Regions from separate parts of the Mus musculus genome. Here regions 2, 3 and 4 are each linked to region 1. A link is a contact called in ENCODE Hi-C or POLR2A ChIA-PET data. All regions are on one chromosome and are shown on one strand. The core of a region is the stretch at or near the end of the contact, and the rest is flanking DNA. Distances in the headings are between cores, read along the strand shown.

The links. Hi-C counts contacts between places; a loop is a spot of excess contacts on that map. ChIA-PET counts read pairs that join two places held with the same protein, here RNA polymerase II (POLR2A).
Region 2: POLR2A ChIA-PET joins it to region 1 with 11 read pairs in Patski. The contact joins the promoter of Uggt1 here to the promoter of Arid5a in region 1. POLR2A ChIA-PET finds 5 or more read pairs at or near these places in 4 of 5 experiments (Patski and embryonic stem cell).
Region 3: a loop to region 1 is called in a map of heart, with 4 times the contacts of the local background. The contact joins the promoter of Kansl3 here to the promoter of Arid5a in region 1. A Hi-C loop is called at or near these places in 2 of 37 maps with a recorded cell type or tissue (both heart). POLR2A ChIA-PET finds 5 or more read pairs at or near these places in 3 of 5 experiments (Patski and embryonic stem cell).
Region 4: a map of v-Abl transformed pro-B cells shows a loop between it and region 1 (2.5-fold over the local background). The contact joins the promoter of Neurl3 here to the promoter of Arid5a in region 1. A Hi-C loop is called at or near these places in 2 of 37 maps with a recorded cell type or tissue (both v-Abl transformed pro-B cells). POLR2A ChIA-PET finds 5 or more read pairs at or near these places in 3 of 5 experiments (Patski and embryonic stem cell).

What each region holds. Positions count from the first base shown.
Region 1 is chr1:36,306,356-36,309,172 of GRCm38, forward strand. Arid5a (AT rich interactive domain 5A (MRF1-like)) reads left to right here and starts at 1,378. Exons shown (of 7, transcript NM_001172205.1): 1 at 1,378-1,481. The coding sequence starts at 1,478.
Region 2 is chr1:36,242,884-36,245,700 of GRCm38, forward strand. Uggt1 (UDP-glucose glycoprotein glucosyltransferase 1) reads right to left here and starts at 1,419. Exons shown (of 41, transcript NM_198899.2): 1 at 1,187-1,419. The coding sequence starts at 1,244. It overlaps Gm39625 (a long non-coding RNA gene), which reads left to right and starts at 1,426. Exons shown (of 2, transcript XR_865343.3): 1 at 1,426-1,600.
Region 3 is chr1:36,367,770-36,370,586 of GRCm38, forward strand. It overlaps Kansl3 (KAT8 regulatory NSL complex subunit 3), which reads right to left and starts at 1,412. Exons shown (of 22, transcript NM_001310513.1): 1 at 1,336-1,412; 2 at 1-265. The coding sequence starts at 214.
Region 4 is chr1:36,271,972-36,274,788 of GRCm38, forward strand. It overlaps Neurl3 (neuralized E3 ubiquitin protein ligase 3), which reads right to left and starts at 1,454. Exons shown (of 4, transcript NM_153408.2): 1 at 1,367-1,454. The coding sequence starts at 1,394.

The sequences.
Region 1 (2,817 bases), core at 128-2,627:
GAGAGTGAGCTCTCCTGCCTGGACGGTAGGATCCTCCTTTTCAGAGGTCGGATTAGCTGTGGCTTTGAAAGGTAGTGAGTGCCTCATTGATAGATGTATCCAATCCAGGAGGTAGTGGATGGTCTATACTGCAACACTGAAGGCAGCGTGCAGATCTCCATACCTAACCTGGCACTGTAGCTAACCCAACCAATCGACCCTTACCAAATGAACACAGTGACTAGAAGCCTGTGAAGTTTCCAGGTGGTATCTCTTGGTAGATTGCATCTCTGCTAGAGTCTTGGATCTCTTGGGGTGGACTGGGGTTTGTAATCTTGGATGTGGGAGGCACTGTTACAATCATTGTTCTGCTCGTTATTCTGAGCAGTTAATAAATATCAACCACAATATTGCCTGTTACCAGATCGGCAAGCACTGGTTTATTACAATTATCCACCAAGCTCACTGGTGTCTGCTCCAGGCTGAGCTTGCAGATCTGCCATTCCAGAGCTTATGGATAAAGCCCAGAGGGTCAAAGTCATCAAATGCAGACTGTCCATTTGTTCAGTGTGAAGGGGAACACTAAAATGTTGGGGGCTAACTATGAAGCCTTCCTCTGTGCCCCAATTCTCTAGCCCTACCACCGACCAGTAATATGAGCTAATTAATCACCCAGGCCTGTTTTGCTCTATATAATGAAGATAATGATGGTATGAAATGCACCGAGCTGTATGAGTATTATAGTTAATCAACAGAATTTGATTCCGGGGATACTAACTACATAATAGGAACAGAGTTCGAGTTCAAGCTAATAAGGCTTTCTGCTTTTAAATCTCAAGTTTTAGCGTCATCTTCTATAACCCACACGGGTCCAAATGACTGTTCTCTCTACTAATCTTGTCCACATTCACCCTCAACTCGTTCACTTCCTCTTTGCACGGTCCATCTTGTGGCTTTCACTCAGTCTACATGACATATGTAGACATGGGCATTTTGGGCATTAGGCCTGGACCACAGACTTTCTAGATTGGCCTCTGGTAGGCTAACAGTACTTACTGTGTAAAGTTGGAAAGGATGGAACCGGCCAGGACCACTTCAGGTAAAAGCCAGAAGCACTTTATTTAACCCCACCCAGTCTTTGGCAAGCTACAAAGAGCGGGCAGTTTTTCTAAGACTCTAGTTTTGCCTCTAGGGAAACCAACAGACATGCGACAGCAGTTGATTCTTGAGTTTCTTACATCAGCCCCTAGCTGCAAAGTGGGCGCACACTACAACTCCCAGACGTCCTCGGGTCTAAGGGGGCGGAGTCTGCTCCGCTCTAGAAAATAGGATTCACCAATGGGCGCCCAGAGCGCTGGGGGGGGGCGGGTCCATGGGCGGGTCCGCGGGGGAGGAGGCAGTCGAGCGGCGCCGGTAGTCAGTCGCGCCGAGAGCGCTGGGACAGGACGGCTGTGCGTGTAGAGGGTCTCTGCATAGCGACGCGCGCTCTCGCTGGGCCATGGGTAAGCGGCTGGCGGGCGGCGCCGGGGTCAGAGGGCTGGGGTCCCAGAGCGATCGTGGCTCTCAGGGTAACCCGAATGTCTGCGTGCTCTCTTCTCGTGGAAAGTCGGGGCGGCCAGGGGCTTCCCAGGCGTTTATCTCGAAACTCTCCTCTCCGAGTCTGGACTGAAATTCACTGAGCCGCCCACACTTCCTGCTGCGGTTTCAATCTCGAGCTGCTCTGGGCCCATTTGTTGTGACAGCTGTCAGCAGCAGCTTCTCGGCCGCGGGCCCCTCCCTGCCCCGTGCCAGCCCAGCGCTTCGCTTCTCAGAAACCGAGGCGCCCGGGCCGCGCGCAGCGCTTCCCACTGCGGCCGCGATTCCTGAAAGTGACTGCGCGGGTTTTGAAGAAATTGCTCAATGCGCTTTGAAGAATCAACGGTTCCTCTTTTCTGCCAAGGGACATGCTGATGGTTTGACGGTCACACGCTTCAGATCCCCTGCTCCTTCTCTCTTCTCTTTCCTTTTTCTTTTTGTTTCTTTTTCTTTCCAACCCCCAGCAGGAAAGACGGTTTCTTTTTACCCGCCTGATCTTCTGAGTTTCCCTCTTTTCCCTCGGGTCTCTTCAAAGGGACAGGGTGATGGCCCTGGACTGGGGGTGTTTAGTGGACCGAGGGCAGAAGCTCAGGCTGCCAGAGTGCGACGAACAAGTTTGGCTTTGCTCTTATTGCGAACTAGGGGCACAACCACACCACCGATCTGTGGCCCTTTGCACTCACTACCCAGGCGTTGCTCCCTGGCCGGGGTCACATCCCACACCTAACCCACAGGCACAGTGGGGCCAACCGTAGGCCGGGAAGGCCTCAAATTAATCCCAAATTGTGCTGCTCAGGCTGTATCCCCTAGTTTGCAGAGTCTTTCATTTCAGATGAGTGTAACAGGTGCTCCTTGCCCCGCCCCGCGGGCACTGCTGGGAATTGATGCAAATCTAAGGATCTCAGTGTCTAAAGAGGATGGATGCCTGGGCAGGGGAGGGTGAGGAATGTTAAGCTAGAGGGTCTGTCTCTACAGCAGTTAGTGTCCTAAATGACTGCTTGGCCTAGAACTTGAAGTGACAGAGGCAGAATGGCCTAGAATTATATACCCCACCCCGTCTTCTATTACAGAGAAACTGAGGCATAGAGACAGACTAAGGTCTGACAGTGAGGGAGGACCAGGCTTCAAAAACTCCTTGCTCTTTCTCTTCTTTCCTAGTGGCCTTCCGCTGCCCTCGGTGGGAAGCTGATCTGTAATGATCTAGATTGCCTCTTGGACGAGTGTAGCAGGCACCGTGCTAGGGTGAGGAGAGGAGGAGAAAGG
Region 2 (2,817 bases), core at 169-2,668, 63 kb before region 1:
ATGGTGGAAGGAGAGAGCCATCCTTTAAAGTTGTCTTCTGGTCTCTACATAACAAATTCATATTCTCTCTCCCACCTCTTGATATAGACAAACAGTCAGACAGAGAGACAGACATTTAATTTGTGTCTCTATATCTAGATCCTCTCTCCCTTTCTCTTCCTCCCTCAAGAAAGCAAAAAAGAAAGTTTTAGCAAGATGGCTCTGTGGGTAAAGGCTCTTGCCATGCAAGCCTGGTGACCTGAGATTGAGCCCTAAAAAGAAAGCCACACAGAGGTGGATGGAGAAAGCTAACTCCACTAAGTTGTCCTGTATACACACAACAAAATCTAAGTAAACAAAATAAAATTTTTTATTTAAGAAAGAAAAGTTTCAGCTAAGTTTACCAAAAACAAGTCAAGTGGAAAGGCTACAATCTGCTCCAGTTTTGTAGTGTTAACTAGCTTTGTAAAATGTCTCCAAGCAGATCTGGTGGTGGCCGGGATTCCAAGGGTAGCCTATGATCCTGAGACCCTACCTCCAAAGGGGTAGGACAAGCAAACAGACATGACTATGTCTTCATGCGTTTGGCAGTGTACAAGGTATTACTAGGAAATAAAGAACTTTATACTACAATAAGCTTGCACGGGCACAGATGTTTCCAAGGCACTGCAAGGGCAAGATCATAGGTCTCAGAACAAACAAAACACTCTCTCCATTTCAAACCTGGCAACAAATGCAGAACAAGAGAGCTTTCAGCCCAGCAGCAAGAAGAGCTCACGATCACAATGTTTTGGAGATGCACAGATCACAAGCTAAAAGTGAAGTGAACCGTCCAATTTCACGCCAAGAGATCTTATCACCCACAGATGCATCACCTGAACTCAGAAACCTATAAAAACGCCAACTCGTTTCTCCAGAATCATGCAAAATGCTGATTCTCAACCTACTTAGGGTCAGACTTGGTCTAAAGTCCTGGGGGCGCTTCCTCCTCCTACACTTCAAACAGGGTCAGGACTGCTGGAGTGAGCCCGCCGCCACTCTGTCCCCAGAAGACCGCTGGGGACGACTTGAGGCGCTCGTGGAGAGAACACTGGAGGGAAAACCGAGTCAGAGTACAAGAGGAAGCCCAAGGTGACTCGGACTCACGGTCGCCTCCCGCGCTGGCCCCTCTCCTGTTCCCGAGGCCTCCCCACGCCACCCAAGGTACCTGTCACCCGCCGCGCAGCCGCGGCATCCGCAGTGTTCGCATCCCCCCGGCTGCACATGCCCGGGCCGCGCTTCGTCCACTCCGGTGTCTGCAACGACGCCTGGGCAGGGCGGAGCAGCGGCGATCGCCGGGGAGGCTGCGCCAGTGAGAAGCCGACACGCGCCTTTCCCGCCGCTCCTCACAAGCCGGTTTCTCAAAGCAATAACCCAGTTGCCAGCTGCCCCTGCACTTCCGCTTCCTAGAGGCGAAGGCAGGACGACTTCCGGCTATCGAGTGCGGCGGGGGTTTGCCAGAGAGTCCCGCAGCGGCCATGAAACCGGCATAAGACCCGCCCCTTCTCTCGGCCCCTCCCCTCTCCTGGTTGAGCCAGCTCGCCTCCTGAATTTAAGATCCTAGAAGACCCAGTTCAAGCAGGTGAGCTTCAAGGCGCAGTCCAACCGCCCCGGCAGATAGTTATTTCAACCTTTTTCTCCCTATTTTTATTATTTATTCCTCTCAAGTTAAATAAACGTACACAAACTCAAGACACAAAAAGCAGAAGAAGCTCATGCTGGGCGTGGTGGCACACACCTTTAATCCCAGCACTCGGGAGGCAGAGGCAAACGGATTTGTGAGTTCGAGGGCAGCCAGGGCTATACAGAGAAACCCTGTCTCGAGAAAAAAAAAAAAAAAAAAAAAGGCAGAAGAATCTCTGTGAGTTCAAGGCCCTATCTCAAAAGGAAGAAAAAGTTATAAATTTGTTTTAGAGTATGTGATGTTGGTTAATGCAGAGATCCATAACTAGTCAAACTGACTGAGACTAAATGATCTCAGCTCTGACTGAAACACCTATATCACCACCTCCAAGACCCAAGCAGCATCAGGGGAAAAGAAAGCAAAAAAGACAAAGGTTCTTGCTGCTAAGCTGGAAACCTAAGCTCAATTCCCAGAATACACCGCAAACGCCAGGCACGGGCTGCGGAGATGACTCAGTAGACAAAGTATTTGCTGCCCAGATGTGAAGACTACAGTTCAGATCTCCAGGACCCCTGTAGAAATTGTAGTAATAGCTACCTGTAATCCCAGTTCTCAGGAGGCAGAGACAATTCCTCTGGCAAAGTGGCTAGCCACACTAGCCAGAATTCTTGAGCTCAAGAATTCTACCTCAATAAATACCGAGTGACTGGGGAAAATACGAAGTGTCAATTGAGCTTGTGTGCAGGCACACACATATATTCATACATACACACACACACAGGCATACATACGTGCATGCACACACACACATACACACACACACACATAACATACTAGCCAAGTAAACACTGGAGGTAGAGACAGGCAGAACTTTGGGTCTTACTGGCCAGCAAGCTACCAGCCAAATGGGTGTGGTTCAGACTAGTGAGAGACACTCTCAGAAAACCAAACTGGACATTGTCCTGAGAAATGACAGCTGAGACTAATCTTTAGCTTGCACACCCATGCACACACATGTGTACCAAATTGGAGACACTGACTTGCACACATGTGTGCCAACCTGGAGACACTCACACAGAGAAGAAAGAGAGAGAACGCAAGCACTGACCGTTACTCCAAATCTTCTCTCCGACTTTTGAAGTGGCACATTTGTCCTCTGAAATCAGTGCTCTGTA
Region 3 (2,817 bases), core at 162-2,661, 61 kb after region 1:
TAGTATTCTCCTGCTGCCGACGGGGGGTTACAAAGAGCATGCGGGTGGGGCGGGCACTACTGGCATCTGGGTGGGCACTCCACGGTTTTGCATAGCTATGATCCAGGAAAACGAGGTCCAGTTCCCGCTCATGCACTGAAAGCTGGAAGAGCAGGGAGGTACCCATCCGCCGAGCTGAAGTCTGGAAGTCCCTCTCCCCACCCCGGTGGGCCATGTCAGTAGTCAAGCAGCCAAGTCAGGGTGTGAATATCTGCATGCTAGTCACCTGCAGTGAAAGGGGGCTTGTGAATTCAATAGCTTCCATTTCTCCCAACTTTCACTATCAAAACATGTCTTTATGCTCAGCATTCGATCTTTGATTATGCACATCTATGTGTCCTCCCACACCGCCACCAAACAGAACGGTGCCATACACAATTTTATAACTGTAAACTGACAAGACTCCACAGTTCACAAAAACATGACCTTTGCAATTGCCAAGGCGTGGTGACGCACGCCTTTAATCCCAGCACTGGGGAGGCGGAAGCAGACGGATCTCCGGGAGTTCAAGGGCAGCCTAGTCTACAGAGTGGGTTCCAGGACAGCCAGAGCAATATATTGAGATCCCATCTCAAAAACAAAAACCTAAATTTGCTGGGCAATTTTCTTCCTGGGTGGTAAAGGTTTTTGCAAACCAGAGGGATCACAAACATGAATTCATCAAAAGCTAAAGGTCCCTACTTTTCGTCCCCTAAACAGGACGTGGGCAGGGCTGGTCTGCTCGGGTGGCCCCAGCACAACAGGCGGGCACCGCGGGCCTCCAAGCTTCATTGCTTTGGGCTGAGGTCAAGGGGACTCTCCTAGGGTCACGCTCCACCAAAGGTTTGCATCAACCTCATGGTACTCCGGAGTTTTGGGAAGAGAAAAACTAGAGCCCGCCCTCAGCCCGGCCGGGCCCTCAGAAGGCCTCTCCTCCTTCGCCCTCCCTCGGCGAGGCGCCCAGCAAACGGCCCGCTCCTCTGAGAGGTTCCCGCCACGGAACCGCAGAACCTCAAAACGGCCCACCCGGGCGGCGGCCCCGGAGCCCGGACGACTCGGCCAAGGTCATCCCGAGTTCCCGGCGAGGAGGAGCCGCCCGGCCCCACCTCCCCTCCCGGGGCCCTCCTCGGCCTCGCGCCTCGGCCGCCCCAGCGCCGCGTCTGCCTCCCGCGCCCCGCCCGGCCGGCCCGGCCTGGCCCGCGGCTTCAGCCCCCGACCCCTCATGCCCGCGGAGCCCCGAGGGCTTCTCCGAGCCCGCCGCCCAACGCCTGGAACCCCACGGGCCACCACCCGCGCCGGGGCAAAACCGCGTCTCACCCGCAGTTGTCGGCCGCGCGCTCGCCCGAGCCGGACCCCAATGCGCGTGCGCCTTACCTCCCGGCGCCTTGGGCTCTGAGGAAAACGCGGAAGCAGATCGCTCTCCCGGAACCGCGCGGCGGCGAGCGGCAAAGCCCGGAGCGGATCCGCGCCCGGGACCTGGCTAACCTGTGGGGAACGCGGAAAGCGCGCGCGACTCCCGGGGCAGAGACGTTCTCCCTCTGCGTTTTCTGTGGGAAAAGTGAGGACAAAGAGCAAGATAGTTCAGACCACCCCAGCGCTCGGTGTCCCCTTCCCTGTTACAGAGCTGGGTTCAATTTGCAGTGTGCGGGTGGGGTTTATTTCAGCCCATCGGGGTTTATAATCCTAGCACTCTCTGGAGGCTGAGACAGGAGGATCGAGGTGAGTTCCAGAACAACCTGAGCTACACCATGACACCCTGTCTCAAGACCTCAAAGCAAACCAGAGAGATGGGGAGATGAAGAGAGGGAGGGAAAGCTTTGCAGAATGTTGGGATACAATTCTAGGGCTCTGCGGAGTTTAATAAGAAACTGGTACAGCTCAGACTAGGATGAGGTGGAAGATGAGGCAGAGGACAGATGTAAGGTTCAATTTTTTTTTCCCCCAGGTTTTTTTAATTAGGTATTTAAAAGGATCTTTACCAATCCTAAATCAGATAGGGGACTAATATCCAATATATATAAAGAACTCAAAAACATGGACTAAAGAAAACCAAATAACCCCATTAAAAATGGGGCTCAGAGCTAAACAAAGAATTCTCAACTGAGGAATACCAAATGGCTGAGAAGCACCTGAAAAAATGTTCAACATCCTTAATCATCAGGGAAATGCAAATCAAAACAACCCTGAGATTCCACCTCACACCATCAGAATGGCTAAGATTAAAAATTCAGGTGACAGCAGATACTTGCAAGGATGTGGAGAAAGAGGAACACTCCTCCATTGCTGGTGGGATTGCAAGCTTGTACAACCACTCTGGAAATCAGTCTGGTGGTTCCTCAGAAAATTGGACATAGTACTACCAGAGAATCCAGCAATACCTCTCCTGGGCATGTATCCAGATGTTCCAACTGGTAATAAGAACACATGCTCCACTATGTTCATAGCAGCCTTATTTATAATAGCCAGAAGTTGGAAAGAACCCGGATGTCCCTCAACAGAGGAATGGATACAGAAAATGTGGTACATTTACACAGTGGAGTACTACTCAGCTATTAAAAACAATGAATTTAAGGTTCGACTTTTAACTGCTTGGCTCAGCCTTTTTCTCAACTTTGAAATGTGCAAATGCCTAAACCCTGATTCACCAGGTTGCCAGGGGAATGCAGTCAATTATTTCTGCCACCTGTCAAGAGCTCCATTGATTTCTTGATGGCAATTACTATGAGCGACCCCCACCTCCCGGTCTTAGAACTCAGTGTTATTGGTTGTTTTTTCATTTATGGAGGGGATGGAGAGACA
Region 4 (2,817 bases), core at 204-2,703, 34 kb before region 1:
GGGCACAAGCTAAACGTGGCTCTCTAATTGGGTGTGTCCTGGTTGGCAGGGTTGGCACAGGGTTCAGAGTACTGTCTATCAAGAACTAGAGAATTCCTGTTCTAGACCCCATTTTTAAGCCAGGTCCTGAGGTTCCATACAATAGAGAGGTAGTCCTTCTCCAGTGACCCCCACCTTTGTGCTACCCACTGACGGAGGCTGGCCTGGATCTAGACTGCTAGGAAGTTGGGACAGGCCAGCCATGTCTGTAGGGTCATCTCCAGGCCTGGGCAGATGAAGACAAATTATAGTCTCTGCTGCAAGGCTCTGGGGATTTTAGTGATGGATGCTCAGCCACCTGCTCCGTGATGGCCTCCTAACTGCCAGCACCTTCAGCATCAAGGTCTTTGGGATGCCAGGCACCCAGTCAGCCCTTTGCAGAATCCTGTTCTCCCCTCTGCACCCCAGCATGCAGAGCTTGGGGAAGCTCAAGAAAGGTCCCTTCCTGTCCTCCCAGCCCCAAGGAGACTGTGGGCTCAGCTACACAGTTTCAGTCCCTCTCCCTCTCCCACTCCCTCCTCCCTCCTCTCCCTCTCCCACTCCCCCCCCCCCACATCTGTACCTGTTATACCCCATCCCTTTTGGCATTGTTACTGCCCTGCCTTGAATCCAAACACAGCTGCCACAGCAGAGGTGGCTCTGGGCGTGGCCGCCCACTGTGAGCAAGCCTTGGGTGCTTGCCAAGGGCCCTACACAGGGGCACTGATTGGCTTGGGGGGGCAGGTCTAGGGTGCCTGGTCCCCGTCTCTGTTCTAAGGGGTGGCATGCTATTTCCTGCTCACTCACCAGGCCCCTCTGCTAAGGGGACACGTGACCACAGGTACTGGTGTCTCAGAGAAACTTCTTATCTCATTACTATTTAGATATCTACATTTGGAGTCCTAAAGGACAGCAGGGTGGTGGCATAGTCCCAACCTTCAGACGAGAAAAAAACCAAGAGTCCAGGGACAAAAATGACTTGTCCACATTGCCACCGACAATTTGGCAAGGCTGAAATCCCTCGTTTTTCCACCGGCCTCCTAAGCTCTCCCCTTTTCCCCACCCCAGCCTTGATTCTCCCTTATCCAGTTCCTAGATAAAGACTGCTTACAGGTAGTGGGTGGGAAGGAGGGGTGTGTATCTCCGCAGCCATCTTGGACCAGACACCCCGCTTCTGCTGGGTTCCTGGGAAGGCAGGAAGCTCTCGCCCTCGCGCAGCCCAGACCATGGAGAAACCCACTCTAGGAGCCAATGAAGTCTCTGATCTCCCCTTTCCAGACCTCCCACCTGTACTCCATGCAGTCAGGACTCCAGAAGCCAGCTCAAGGCATACGGGAAATCTACTTACTGGCCTCAGGGCTGAGGAGAGAACCCATCAGCCTGAGCTCCTCCTGGGGCACAAGTCCCTGGGTCTGAAGATGTCTGTGAAGGCCAGTGGTCAGGGTTACAAGACTCCGGAAGGTTCCCCTTTTATAGGCTGGAGCTCACGTTACAGAGTTGTTGATTAATTAGATGCTGTCACGCATGACGATATCCGGGACTTTCCCCATGACCTCTCGTGGCTCACAGTGGACTGCTGCTGCAGCAGGCTGGTCTGAGATAAGAAGGGAAGCAGGGGCTGTAACTGTGGCTGCAGCAGACGGTTTTCTGTTTGACTTCTAAGCAGCCCTTGTCTGTGAATTATAATCGCATGTTAGTAAACACCCGTGCCGCCGCCACGCCCTCCCCCACTCTCCCCAACAAAGACTTTGGTGGTCCTGGTCTGGGATGAGATCTGGGCATTGGGAGTTTCAAGAGCATGCAGGAACTTTGATTAGCAGCCGGCATGGTGTCCAACCCCACATAGAGAAGGTGCGCAGCGCTGCTGAAGGTTAACTGATTGAGCTAAATCCTAGGACCTGTGAAGGTGAGGCCGCCCAGTGGCAAGGTTGGTTTGGGGGCTTACAACCCCACCCCCACCCCACCCCCCCTCCCCGCCAGATTAGGTCTTTCTTGAGATTCCAGATCAAAGCCACAATTCTGTGACTTCTGTGGCCCCTTTAAGAAAGGAACGGGGAGGGGGGGGGGCTGGCGAGATGGCTCAGTGGTTAAGAGCGCCGACTGCTCTTCCGAAGGTCCGGAGTTCAAATCCCAGCAACCACATGGTGCCTCACAACCATCTGTAACGAAATCTGATGCCCTCTTCTGGAGTGTCTGAAGACAGCTACAGTGTACTTACATATAATAAATAAATCTTTAAAAAAAAAAAAAGAAAGAAAGGAACAGGAGCACCTGGAAATGACAGTGAGCTAGACAGGACGGGGGGGGCGGGGGGGGGGCGGGGGCGGTTCGACTGAGGAGGGAAATAGAGGGCTGGAGACCCAGGTTGTGTCTGCTGTATTACCTTATGCAGATCCCTTCCTCTTCTTGAGGTCTGATGTTCTGGTTTGGGGACCTTTTCCAGCCAGCATGTGGTGCCTAAGTGAGAAGAAGTGGCCAGGGGAAGGTGAGTGTTATCAGTGTAGCCCTGGTTACCTTAGACATTGCTGTAACCCCTGGACTTTCTTTTTCCGGCCACACCCTTGCTGAGCGCCCTTTGTCACTGCACTAGATGTATAACTTCTGCCAAGACCACAGGTAGCTGCTCTAGAGCCAGTGCCAGTCACCTGGGCCGGAGTCCTGTGGCTTCTAAAGGTTGCAGTTCCCCCGATGCCCCGGCTGGCTCAGTCTAAGAGGTTCAGGCTCCTGGCACCTCCTGGCAGGCACACCAGTCTCTGGACACTTGTGGATGCTCCTCCCTTGCTGGGTTGCTCAGGGCTG